3 separate regions of the Mus musculus genome follow, and all the other regions are linked to region 1. Evidence: chromatin contacts called from ENCODE POLR2A ChIA-PET data. All regions are on one chromosome and are shown on one strand. Each heading gives the region's core, a stretch centred on a gene start or an enhancer-like site at or near the end of the contact. The rest is flanking DNA. Distances are from core to core; before and after follow the strand shown.

Evidence for each region. ChIA-PET counts read pairs that join two places held with the same protein, here RNA polymerase II (POLR2A).
Region 2: POLR2A ChIA-PET joins it to region 1 with 16 read pairs in embryonic stem cell. The contact joins the promoter of Cerox1 here to the promoter of Rpusd1 in region 1. POLR2A ChIA-PET finds 5 or more read pairs at or near these places in 2 of 5 experiments (Patski and embryonic stem cell).
Region 3: POLR2A ChIA-PET joins it to region 1 with 10 read pairs in embryonic stem cell. The contact joins the promoter of Mcrip2 here to the promoter of Rpusd1 in region 1. POLR2A ChIA-PET finds 5 or more read pairs at or near these places in 3 of 5 experiments (Patski and embryonic stem cell).

What each region holds. Positions count from the first base shown.
Region 1 is chr17:25,725,918-25,730,122 of GRCm38, reverse strand. It overlaps Rpusd1 (RNA pseudouridylate synthase domain containing 1), which reads right to left and starts at 2,406. Exons shown (of 6, transcript NM_028009.4): 1 at 2,276-2,406; 2 at 1,732-1,920; 3 at 1,477-1,600; 4 at 1,195-1,297; 5 at 954-1,055. The coding sequence starts at 1,913. Chtf18 (CTF18, chromosome transmission fidelity factor 18) reads left to right here and starts at 2,708. Exons shown (of 22, transcript NM_145409.2): 1 at 2,708-2,876; 2 at 3,003-3,182; 3 at 3,275-3,422; 4 at 3,574-3,748; 5 at 4,151-4,205. The coding sequence starts at 2,786.
Region 2 is chr17:25,568,884-25,573,088 of GRCm38, reverse strand. It overlaps Cerox1 (cytoplasmic endogenous regulator of oxidative phosphorylation 1), which reads right to left and starts at 2,278. Exons shown (of 2, transcript NR_045176.1): 1 at 1,988-2,278. It overlaps Sox8 (SRY (sex determining region Y)-box 8), which reads left to right and starts at 2,403. Exons shown (of 3, transcript NM_011447.3): 1 at 2,403-2,979; 2 at 4,029-4,205. The coding sequence starts at 2,567.
Region 3 is chr17:25,866,836-25,871,040 of GRCm38, reverse strand. Mcrip2 (MAPK regulated corepressor interacting protein 2) reads left to right here and starts at 2,303. Exons shown (of 5, transcript NM_026633.3): 1 at 2,303-2,416; 2 at 2,498-2,627. The coding sequence starts at 2,365.

The sequences.
Region 1 (4,205 bases), core at 1,157-3,656:
ACTGTTGAAGTAAATCAGAAGACAACTTTTTTTTTGAGACAGGGTATATATATATATATATACATATTTTTTTTTTTTCTTTTCTTTTCTGTGCAGCCTTGGCTGTCCTGGAACTCACTCTGTAGACCAGGCTGGCCTCAAACTAGCCCTGGCTGTCTTGGACCAGATGGGCCTCAAACTCACAGAGATCTGCCTGTTTCTGCCTCCCAAGTGCTGGGATTAAAGGCGTGCGCCACCATTTCACAATGCTCAGAAGACACCTTCTAAGATTCTCCTCTCTCCTTCCACCATGTTTGTCTGGGACTCCAACTCAGGCTGTCAGGCTTGGCAGAGAGCGCCTTCGTAGTTAAAAGATAGGTATGAACTTCTGATCTTCCTGCCTCTATCTCTAGGGTGCTACAAATGCTACCACACCTGCTTACCCAGTCTTCTTTTTTAAAGGATGGATCCCTTGCTAGTCGGTCATGGCACACGCCTGCCTTTAGTCCCTCTGGAGAGACAGAGGCAGAGGCAGGCAGAGTTCGAGGCCAGCCTGGTCTATAGAGTGAGTTCCAAGGCAGTCAAAGCTTCACAGAGAGAAAAGAAAGAAAGAAAAAAAGAAAGAAAGAAAAGTACGGTTCTCTTCTGATTAGCTGCTTTGCAGATCTGTGCTACTGCGAAGGAAGGGCAGGGCAGGGTGGGGCAGGCCCTTGGTATGGGATTCATTATATTTCTTGCTACAAATCAGACATTGGGACTCAGGTCAAGAGATTGGTCGGGGTGGGCCGTGAGGGCACAGTCAGGGAGACCCTTGATCTAGCCAGAGAGATCAGCTTGACAGCCAGGGTACATGCAAACACCAGCAAAGATCTTGCTATCGGCTCTGCCCGCACACCTAGTATAGACCCAGGCAGGCCACAATGCCTATACCTCGGGGTCCTTTCTTATATGATGAACTCCTGCCCTGGACATACCTGTAAGTGGCTTTAGCAGCACTTTGGACACAGGGTCACCAGCATATAGGCCGTGTTCCAGGACCAGCAGCTCTGTGAGGCTTGGCTTTGGGTTCTCACAACCTAGATGAAAACTAAAGTGTAAGGGCCCACTGGGCCAGCCCTAGAGCCTGAGCCAACTCCAATTTCCACCTGTCTGGCCGTTCCCATTCACGCAGGCTTTGGAGACATGCCCATGGCCCCCACAACAAACCACTATTACCATGAGTGCCCTCGATGCACATGGTATGCGTCCGCCCCTCCGTGCTATTCCTGCCAATGGCATAGTTGATCGTCACTTGGCTTTCCTGGACATGGCCTCGGACCTGTCGAGCAAGGACATCACATGCAGCTCACTGGGCCACACTGTCATCTCTGAGAGGAATGTGGCTGAGCTCTAGATAGGCACATAAGCCTGGCACGGAGCTTCAGTTGAGAGGCCTGCTGGAGTAGGCTGTGAGCCTTGGGTCTCCACACAGCATCCCAGGAACTGGCCAGGACTTACCAGTGCCAGGTAGGCTTTGGTGACTCGCCGTTCCTTGAAGCATTTATAAGCACTGCCCGCAGCTGCCTTATTCAGGGCTACGCACAGTGCCCCACTGGTGGAGAAGTCCAGCTGGTGGCAGAACCTGGGAACGGGCAGAAGAGCAGCAGTGGCTGGACCCTGTGGTGCTCTGGTTAGCACCTTTGTGGCAGAGTCCAGTGTCCCAGCATCCTTTGGAAGGATGCTGCAGTGGGGCTCTCCATGTTGGCTGTGTACCTGAACCCATAGCAGGTGTCAGGGTCAGCCAGCTCTGGGAAGTGGTGTCGGAGCTGCTTCTGTAGGGTCAGGGTCTCCCGCCAGGTCTTGCTATCAATGCGCAGGTCCCAGTGCTTGTTCACCACCAGGAAGTCGCTGCTCTGGTACACGATGGACAGATTTTCCATGCTGCCAGGCTCCATGGTGGGGCTGCACGCAGGTGGGAGTGAGCCTGGGGTAGGAGGGTGCCTGACCTGGTCTTCAAGTACTGTACACACTTACTGGGGCCAGAACCTGCTGGAACCCTTTATGTCTTCCACAAGGGCCCATGCCAGGGGTGTCAGCTCCGGAATGGGAGTCTGGCCAAGGTCAGGTGATTCTGACTTGCCATGGACTCAGGGTTAGGGAGCTCTCCCTGACTTGAAGTGGAATAAACAGCCTGGTTGTCCAGCTCACGCCTACACACTTCACGCTAGGTTATTGCCCAGGACCACCCAGGACTTCAAGCGCTCCCTAACTTGCCTCCCACCAGCCTGTGACCACAGGCAGACCCTTTAGGACTTACCTGCAACAGGGCCAAGGGACCAGGATGTCAATTCTCAGCTCTGCATCCAACCTCGCTTCCCTATACTAGGAACCAGGTCTTGGCCTGGCTGGCGCGCAGCTCCGCCTTTTCACCCTGCCCATTCCACTTTCCTAATGGATGGTCGTACTGGCCAATGGCATTCCGGGCCTGGAGCTCCGCCCACTGAAGAATGGTAAGGCCCTACCCGAATAGTCTGCGCACGCGCTTTTTTAGTCCCACCTATTTCCCCGCCTCCCCCACGGATTACTTACTGTACAGGCCAATAGAAAGCGTTCTTGATCCTCCACTCCAACCATTGAACTATTATTCCTCTCCTCCCGCCCTCTGGGAGTAAGACCCGCCCTTCCCCGCTGGCCAATGGCGGGCGCCTCTGGGAACGTCGGCTGTTGATTGGCGGTATTGGAGGCTCTCGGGGCGGGGTAGCGCGCGGTGGCGGCGGCGCGGGAAGTTCTGAGGGACTCTGAGCTGTGGGAGTTGTGGTCTGGCTCCATGGAAGACTACGAGGAAGATCTGTATGGTGTGGAGGATGATTTCCAAAACCAGTTCGCAGCTGAGCTCGAAGTGCTGGCTGAGCTGGAAGGTGGGCGCGGGTCCTGGGTCGTGGCTGCATCCTGCTGCAGCATGGAGAGCTGTGTGGATGGGATTGGTAACGGCTGGGAGTTCGCTTCTTAATGTGTGTTGCTGCTATCAACCTCTGTCTCAGCAGGAACACGGGACCAGGCTCCTCCTGGGACCCTCCAAACTCCAGCGAGCCGCCCTCCGCTAACCTTCGAAGAGGCCATCGCTGGTGGGGACACTGTCCCGCGTCCCTGCCCTGCAGGGTCGCCAGGAAATGTCAACCGCAATACTAGAAAGAATGTTCGTAGGGACCAGCCCGCGCCCTCCAGTATGTCCGATTGGGGACTGAGCACTTAAAGTCGGGGAATTCTGAGGATCAGTTTTCTATTCTTTCACCTCTTTCTGCCTCTGTCTCTGCAGGCCCCATGGTCAAACGACCCAGGTTGGACGTGGTGAAGAAGCTGAACTTTGAGCCAGATATGGAGGAGCTCTTATATCCAGATTCCCCTCCTGGGGACATTACCCCTCCACCGAGTCCAGAGGTCTTCCCTGAGATGTTGGATGCTGGGTGTGTTGCTTAAGGGCATGTAATTCTGACTTGGAAAGCTGCCTGTCCCTGCATGAGGCTCTGGAAGTGGATGTCTATGGGACGGCAAGAGGAGTGAGTGTGGGTCAAGCACCCCATTTGAGAGTGACAGGGAGCTGCTTGTCTCTCCTAGGTATTCAGATGCTAATGCTGACAAAGACCTCATGCAGACATTGCCAAGTCCCCGAAATCGCAATCCTGTCCTGAGACGGCCTCCTATCTTAGAAGATTATATCAATGTGACATCCACAAGTGGAGAACGGGCCTTTTTGGTGCTTCGGGCTGACCTCATAGGCCCTGGGGTGCAGGTGTGTGGCCATAGCATGGGGTTTGCCATGGTATTGGTTCTTTTATGTTGCCAATAGGCTCTCAGCAGGTTCTGAGGCCAGTTTCACCTATCTGAATTGCTAGAAACAGGCACGCCAGGTAGTCCAGTGTTGGAAACAGCAGTGCTACTTTTGAGGCTACGTGGCCTTAGAGTGCCGCCTTGTACCCCATATATTAGCTTTCTGTTTTTCTTTTCCTCTTCACCTTAAAGCTGACTTCCCTTGGACCAGGCCCATCTGAGGGCCATATCCATCCCCTCTCTAATTAGGAAAGGTCATTTCTGTCCCTCTGTCAGCCTTTTTTGGGGGGTGGGGAGAGAAGGGCACTGTGGATGCCTCCATGACCTGGGAGGGTTATAGAGATGATAAATCTGTCTTGCCCAGAACCCTCTTCTAGATGTCCACTGGCGAGGCTGTGGCCAACTGGACCTGCTGGGTG
Region 2 (4,205 bases), core at 1,029-3,528, 160 kb after region 1:
TTCAGATCACAGCTAAACCATCACATCCTTCTAAAAGTCTCCTACCCTACTGGGTGCATCTTGAGAAAGGACTAGCTCTTTCCCTGCCCTCAATACTAGGAACTCCAGGTCTGAGACCATGAAGCAGTGTCCTGATGATTTGGTCCTAGGAGGCCCTGACATGATGCTGTATTTGATCAGTCCTAGAGAAGATATGAGCCCACCCTGAATAACGTTCTTTCTAGCAGCTACAGCTCAGGGTCTCTCTGGTGGCTGAGGATGTGAACCAATTGGCTTGAAAGGAGTCTAAAGACCTGGAGGGTGTACTGGTCTTTTAAGATGATCCAACAATGAGCCTGGCATGGGCTTGGAGCACTAACTGTGTGCCCACAGATTGTACTGGGCTCAATTCTGAGCACAGAGCCTGGAAGAGCTCAGGGCACCCCTTGCGTGTCAGTGCTTGTACAGAGCGGAGCTGGATGAGCTCCTGACAACCCATAGTGGTCTATACCTGTATAACAAGGGCTGACTACACCAGGGTCCGCCAGGGCCCTGTCCGGGGGTGCTGGGTGGGGAGGGGGTCACAACAGCCCAAGTGACAGGAAGATACAAACTGTAGGTAGAGCCACCTCCTTTCTTCCATCGTCCGAGCAGTCTGGGGATCAGACGTGAGTATATCCACAATGGGTGAGGACCAGGAAGAGCTGCCCAGAGAACCTGGAATGCCCAATACAAACTCAGGTTTGTGCTTTCTTAGAAACGTGGAGGTCTCTGTTAAGGCCTGCTGGTCTGACAGCATGGGTCCATGGAGGCTCAGAGGGTTGGGACCTGAGACCTTAGGGGTCAGGTCCTGAGAGGATGTAGGCCTGGTCTCCGTTCTCAACTCTGCCGCTAAGCCTTCTTTTGCTGGGATGGATGGTGCACTAGCTAGCAGGGTTCTTTATGCCTCTAAGACAGCTTCTTTCCAAGAGGTGGGACCCTGAGTGGAGGGATCCCCAAGGGAAAGGATTGCCACTGCAGATGTGCAGGGAAGGGCCTTTCTTGGCAGGTAATGGTTAAAATATGGAGAGAGTTCAGCAGGCAATGGCAGCTAGCTCTCCATCGACACAACACACACACACACACACACACACACACACACACACAGTGAGAGAGAGAGAGAGAGACAGACAGAGAGGGAAGAGGGAGGGAGACAGAGAGGAGAGAGAGAGAGAGAGAGAGAGAGAGAGAGAGAGAGAGAGAGAGAGAGAACTAGAATAGAATAAGGTCACCATTAAGGTAGTTTCTCTTCCTTAGCCGTCCCCTCAGCAGGAAGCAGGGACTTGGACCTTCTCCCTCTGTCCAGAGCTGTAGATGCCCTAAGGCCACACTGCACAGGACTGGCCTTTTCCAGGTCTGCAGGGAAAGTCTGATTGGAGGCTGGGATCCCAGACCTGAAGGTTAGGGCACCACTCACGGCTTGGGTGGAGATGGAGATTATTAGAGACCACAGTTCTTCCCTGCAGCCGCCTCCACGGGCTTGGGAAACAGGTGGCTTCCTTTAGGGTTACCGAGCTCTCGAGAGCCACAGCTCTATGCCACCCAGACAAGCTTAGGGTGGCAGGTACATCGCCTCCTTTGAGTTTGGCGAGAGACTCCTAGCTGCACTTGGAGACCTCCGGGCTGGGAGGCAAGTCGCGGGGGCGACCTCGGGCGCGGTTCGGAGTCAGGCTTGGCTCTCGCCTCGGGAGAAACGTCCCCTCTCCGACCCTGAGCACTCTCCGCCTTCTCTCTAGGCGCTGAGGAGAAGCGGCCCAGCGTGGTTTCCGCCTCCGCCAGACCACCCAGGCCCGCCCGCCAGGGCCTCCGCGCCCCCACCACAGGTCATACCCGGAAGGACCCGAGCCCCCGCGTCCGGCCCCTCCATCCGCCTGACCGCCCTCAGGGACTCAGCAGTCACTGCCAGAGCAGCCCCGCCCAGCGCCCCCGCCCTCCCACCTCTGTCTAGCCCCGGGGTCCTCCAGCTCACCTAGGTGCGGGAGTTACCAGGGTCACCTGGTGGCTCTTGTCATTGCGCCACCCTGCGGGCAGAACCCGGGTTTGGTTGCAATAGCGGATTCGAGCCCCACATTGGAGGGAGGGATGTTGGACTCAGGAACCTTGTGGATTAGCATCCTTGCCTGCCGCCCGAAAGTCAAGCCGTGCTGCTGAGATCCATGCACTGGGCAGTCAGTCACCCTTAGCCCTCTGACCCCGCCTCAGCCGAGGGATCAGGCTGCGGGGCGCCTGGCCCACGTGGTACGGAGGGTGGAGCGGGGTCGCAAGGCTTCTTTGGATTCGGGGCGGGGCATACAAGCTCCGCCTGGGGAGGACCTGCCAACCCGGACCGGGAGGGGCGGGGTTTCGACCACGGCTTAAAGAAACTTGTTGCGGGTCCCAGAACTGAGACTGAGCTACTGCGGCGGAGGAGCTGCTGCTGGGCCCCTGCGGTGAGGACAAAGATTGGGTCCTGCGTGGCAACCTTGGATTCTAGAGTGTCCTTCCACAGAGTGACCGGGCGCGACCCCTGCGTCCATCCCCACTGAGTGCCCCTCCGCGCGTGGCCCCGATGCTGGACATGAGTGAGGCCCGCGCCCAGCCTCCCTGCAGCCCGTCTGGCACCGCTAGCTCCATGTCACACGTGGAGGATTCGGACTCCGACGCGCCACCGTCGCCCGCGGGATCAGAGGGCCTGGGCCGCGCGGGGGGCGGCGGCCGAGGGGATACTGCTGAGGCAGCAGACGAACGCTTCCCAGCCTGCATCCGTGATGCCGTGTCGCAGGTGCTTAAGGGTTATGACTGGAGTCTGGTGCCTATGCCTGTGCGCGGCGGCGGTGGCGGCACGCTCAAGGCCAAGCCACACGTGAAGCGGCCCATGAATGCCTTCATGGTGTGGGCACAGGCGGCGCGCCGCAAGCTGGCGGACCAGTACCCGCATCTCCATAACGCAGAGCTCAGCAAGACCCTAGGCAAGCTGTGGCGGTGAGTGTGGGGACTCTTGACACTCAGGCTGAGGAAAGGAGTGACTTCGTGCCCCAGCTTGGGCTGTGCTCCTGGGCTGGTTCCAGGGTGGGTCTGGTCAACAGAGACACCAGGTGTGGGACTTTGGAGATGGACGGAGGCCAGTGCCTGGAGTGTGACCCTCCAGTCCTTTCTCCTCTCCTGGGATATCCTGCTGAGAACTGCAGAACTGGGGATCCTAGCATCGAGTGGCCACCACGGCCTGTAGGCATATTGGGTAGGCATCAAGCTGCTTTGTCCTGGGCAGAAGCTGGGACTCCGGGGTCCATGAGGAGTCCAAGTCCTCTGGCAGGTACTGCTCCCAGGCCACAGGAACCTGGAATTGGGGAAGGAAAGAGCAGGTGAAAGTGACAGGCTCAATGAGCACTTTGGCCTGAGAAAGGCAGGCATTATTGAAGACAGCTGCACAGTCCCACCTCCCAAGCTGCCTCTATTCGAGTTTGAAACAGTGTGTAGTAGTGATACTGGGCTGAGCAGGACAGCCAGGTTGTCTTGCCCTCTCAGCTTGGCCGGCAAGTTGAGGTTCAAGGTCGAGAGATTCTCAGGGTGTGTGTGTGTGTGCTCTGAGGACAATCTCCCGGAGTTTCTCCATCACTCCTGGCAACTTGGGATGGCTGGTTTCCAGAAAGCCTTCCTTGCCTTTGTCGAAGTATAGTTTTCACTGGGTCCTGTTGTCTTTCTTGAGAGAGATTGGTGGTGGTGGTGGTAGCGGCGGCGGTGGTAGCAGTGGTGGGTGACTGGATGAGCAAATAGTGCTGGAAAGGGGGACTTCGGGAAAGATGGAGAATTGGGGTCTTGGTCCTTAGACCACACTGTTGGGCTCTGCCCCACTGGTGTCGGAGTTCTCAGCAGGAGGGCAGGTTACCCCTTGGAGGGTATCCTGAGCTCTCCAGCACCCTATCCTGTGCTCCAACTGTCTGACTGCAGGCAGCAGTGTTTGCTGGCGCTGCCTAGGTCCTTGGCAAGTCTGGAGCTCCGTGGGCATCCTCGCTCTACTGTGTTTTCTGTAGCTTGCTGAGTGAAAGCGAGAAGAGGCCGTTTGTGGAGGAGGCCGAGAGGCTCCGTGTGCAGCACAAGAAAGACCACCCAGATTACAAATACCAGCCAAGGCGAAGGAAGAGTGTGAAGACTGGCCGGAGCGACTCAGACTCTGGTACTGAACTGGGCCACCACCCTGGTGGTCCCAT
Region 3 (4,205 bases), core at 1,054-3,553, 140 kb before region 1:
ACCCCTTCATCTCCTTGGGTACTTTCTCTAGCTCCTCCATTGGGAGCCCTGTGTTCCACCCAATAGAAGACAATGACCATCCACTTCTGTATTTGCCAGGCACTGGCACAGCCTCACAAGAGACAGGGTCCTTTCAGCAAAATCTTGCTGGCATATGCAATAGTGTCTGTGTTTAGTGGTTGATTATGAGATGAATCCTCGGGTGGGGCAGTCTCTGGATGGTCCATCCTTTCGTCTCAGCTCCAAGACTCACTCTTTCTTTCTTTCTTTCTTTCTTTCTTTCTTTCTTTCTTTCTTTCTTTCTTTCGGTACAACTCCAGGCCTTAACTCTCTTCCCAGATCCACACTCACCTTTGCAGTCACAGGCCTGGTACCAGCAGATTGAAACATTTCCTTCTGAAGGAGGGAAGCTCTTAAGACTTAGGAAGGCGATATGAAACTTGTGAAGCTCAGGAAAACCTCAAGATTCAAATTCCCAGGTGCTATATAACCAGGTGCCAAGTGCTAGGAGAGAGGAGACTTTGTTTGTTTGTTTGTTTGTTTGTTTGTTTTCGAGACAGGGTTTCTCTGTGTAGCCCTGGCTGTCCTGGAACTCACTCTGTAGACCAAGCTGGCCTCGAACTCAGAAATCTGCCTGCCTCTGCTTCCCAAGTTGTGTGCTGCCACCACTACCCGGCTGAGAGGAGACTTTTTTTTTTTAAAGATTTTTTATTTATTTAATATGAGTACACTGTGGCTGTCTTCAGACACACCAGAAGAGGACATCAGATCTTATTACAGATGGCTGTGAGCCACCATGTGGTTGCTGGGAATTGAACTCAGGTCCTCTATAAGAGCAGTCAGTGCTCTTAACCACTGAGCCATCTCTCCAGCCCCGAGAGGGGACTCTTAAGTAGGGTTGGGAAAGAAGCTCCCAGGATCAGCACTCATGAGCTGTCACCTATACTGTGGTGGGCTTTTTGGTGACATAGTGAGAGTCACCCATGCTCCAGTAAGTAACCGCAATAAACTCACTGGCTCATCAACTAGACATGAGTGAGATGTCTCATGCCTCCCTAGTACACTCAACAGTCTTCTCAGAGCTGGAGAAGGCCTTTCACTCTCCAGCCCCGCTCTGCATAATGTAAGGCCAAAGGCCCAGGGCCAAAGGAATGAAGGCTTGGTCACCTGGGATAAAAGTCCCCTGGAGTTCCTTAGATACTCTGGAATTCAGGTGGACCAGCTACCCACCCTCACTCCTTCCTCACTGTTCGTCTTGCTTAAGTGGTCCAAGACTTGACAGACCTGCCTCCCCTAGTCCCTAGTGCCTGCAGACTGACCCTCCTCAAATATGACAATAGGAACCTTAAGGCCAGGTGTTGGTGGCAGGGGCAGCACAAGTCTTGGCAGATACAGTTCAAGACTTCACATCACGCCGGGCAGTGGTGGCGCGCGCCCTTAATCCCAGCACTCGGGAGGGAGAGACAGGCGGATTTCTAAGTTTGAGGCCAGCATGGTCTACAGAGTGAGTTCCAGGACAGCCAGGGCTACACAGAGAAACCCTGTCTCAAAAAACCAAACCAAACCAAACAAAAAACCAACAGCAAAAAAAGGAGACCTGGGGGCGGGGGGGGGGGGTACGGGGGGGGGGTCAGGCTGCTTCCACTCTTGCTGGGTTCTTCCTCCTTCCAGGCTGTACTGGGAAACCCTGTGGCTCTCCCCACAGACCTAATTTCCAGCTTCCCCAGTAGTTGGGGAAAAGGCTCAGGACATGAATTGAAGAGCGGTTAGTATAGTACTTTAGGAATAGGGTACCCCCTGAGGGCTCTGTGTTCTCCTGGTCTTCTGGTTCCACAGTACTTTAGATCTACTTAAACACTCTTAGAGCACTCATTCTAAAGCTGACTCCTGACACAGTGATCCCCAACAATCCAGGCTTGTCCAGGCACTTGGCTGGGTGGTGGTGGTGTCTCAAATATGAGCTGGAATACTGGTGTTTTTAGAGACTGTTCAGGGTCCCTAGCACTACCCTAGTACACAAAGGGCCCTCCTCAACTGAAAGAGCCTCTCTCTCTGAAATCTCAGACAGATACACAAGCACACACATGCACACTCGCACATGCACGCTCCAGTCTAGAGATGGCATACCCCTTGGCGAGTACAACCCGTTCTTAGCTCAAATTTAGTGACTTGGCCAATTTTCCAAAGGGTTGGGAAGGCTACCAAGTAGGCGAAGCTCCTTTAAGGGCAGGGGGCGTGTGTGGGTCGCTCCGCCCCTTTGCCCGTCCTCCCTCCTTAAAGGGGCCGAGCCTCTGGGACCGCAAAGTGAAGCTGGTGGAGGGTGCCTGATCTGGCCGCTGCCAGGGGCGGGCGGGACGGCGCACCATGTACACTATCACCAAGGGGCCCAGCAAGCTGGTCGCGCAGCGCCGCACAGGTGCGCAGGGCGGGCGGGCAGGCGGGACGTCCTGACCGCTGGCTCGCGGCGGCTGACAGCGCCCTCCGCCCCGGCCCGCAGGTCCCACACAGCAGCAGGTGGAGAGCAGGCTTGGCGAGCTCCTGAAATGCCGGCAGCCGGTGCCGCCGACCGCGCTACCCGCGCACCTGCAGCCCTCGGCACAGACTCAGGGACCCTGGCCCCTTGCAAGGTGAGCCAGGCCGCCGGGCACGAGGGTGACCTTGGAGAAGGTTGATGGGGACCACGCGTCCTGGTGGGCAGGGGGCGGGGCGCAGGCAACTCGTGCACTTCTGCTCGCCGGCTACTTCTGGGCCCAGCTGGCTTGAGTGGACCCTGGTGGCCACGTGGAGCCTTGAGGGCTTCCGACCAATCCCGCCTGTCAAGGACCGCAAGTACTCAAAACCGAGGGACCTGGTGACCTTGGGCCGCTAACTTGGACCCCTTGGGAAGTGGTCGAGGTCAAAGTTGGGGAAAGTTGCCCAAGGCCCTGGCTCTCAAGGACTTCAGGCCCTGTCCTTGCAGAGCAGAAGAAGCGCACGTGTTCCCGCTGGTCTTATCAGGTCCCTGCCCTTCACTAACACCCTGGGACACTGGAGCCCTCCTCCCCAGCAGTTGCCCGCGCCTGTGGGTTCCAAGAGTTTTCTGATTTTCCTAACCCGCAATGTGTCTAGGGAAGTTCAGCCCTAGCTACTTGGATTTCAGCCAGTGTGACCTGGAAGTGATCCCACTCAACCAAGGCTGAACCTTTTACTTCTTTGGCTCCATTTACTGTTTCCTGTATCGGTAGACTGGACTCTGCAGGCATGTAGGCTCTACTCTGGTAGAGGTGGCATGTGAACCGGTTAAGAGAGAGCACCAAAGAGACCACAATCTCGAGGGAGGCCAAGAGTTAGACTCGTCTCAGCAGGGGAGTCTGTGTGGCTGGCTCCACCCCTCTTAGCTCTCAGCTACTAGGCTTCGGAAGCTATAGGTAGGAGATGCCTGTGTGGCCTGTGTTTGCCCTAGGGGACATCCGTATGACATCGGTTTATGTCCTTATTGCCCTTATGTCTCTGGGAGAACTCTATGGTGCAGATGTATAACCACAAAGTGGTTACCCAGACAGGGAGTTTGGAGCTGCCTTGGTGACTGGCCTATCTCTACCTGGGAAACACCCCCCCCACCCCCCACCCCCCACCCCCACCCCAGAGACAGGGTTTCTCTGTGTAGTCCTGGCTGTCCTGGAACTCACTCTGTAGACCAGGCTGGCCTGGAGCTCAGAAATCCGCCTGCCTCTGCCTCCCGAGTGCTGGGATTAAAGGTGTGCGCCACCACACCCGGCGGGAAAACACCTTTTAAAGTCCTTATTGTTGGGGGACAACACGGACAGGCTTGTGGCAATATTTGGGTCAGTGTCCAGGAAGAGGAGAAGGTAGTAACACTCTCCAGAATGCTGAGTTGCAAGAGACACCACACTGCGTGTTTCCTCTAAAAAGGCTTCAGTAAGATAAGCTGATGTGAAGGCCTGGACTCATCTGTCAGCAACCAGGGAGAACACCTGACGCCCGGGAGATTGGTTTCCTGTCCTGAGTTCTGGGAACTGAGGAGATAGGCTAAGGAGTCTTCCCTATGTCCTCTGAGGTGGCCCTTTCCTGGGCTGGGAACTCCCATCTCCAATAGGACCTTCACATGGAATTTTACCTCTAGTCCTTTGTCTTTTCAAGGCCACCCATCAGTCACCCATGTCCACCAGCATCAGGGAACACAGGAGGCACTGGTCATTCTCCTG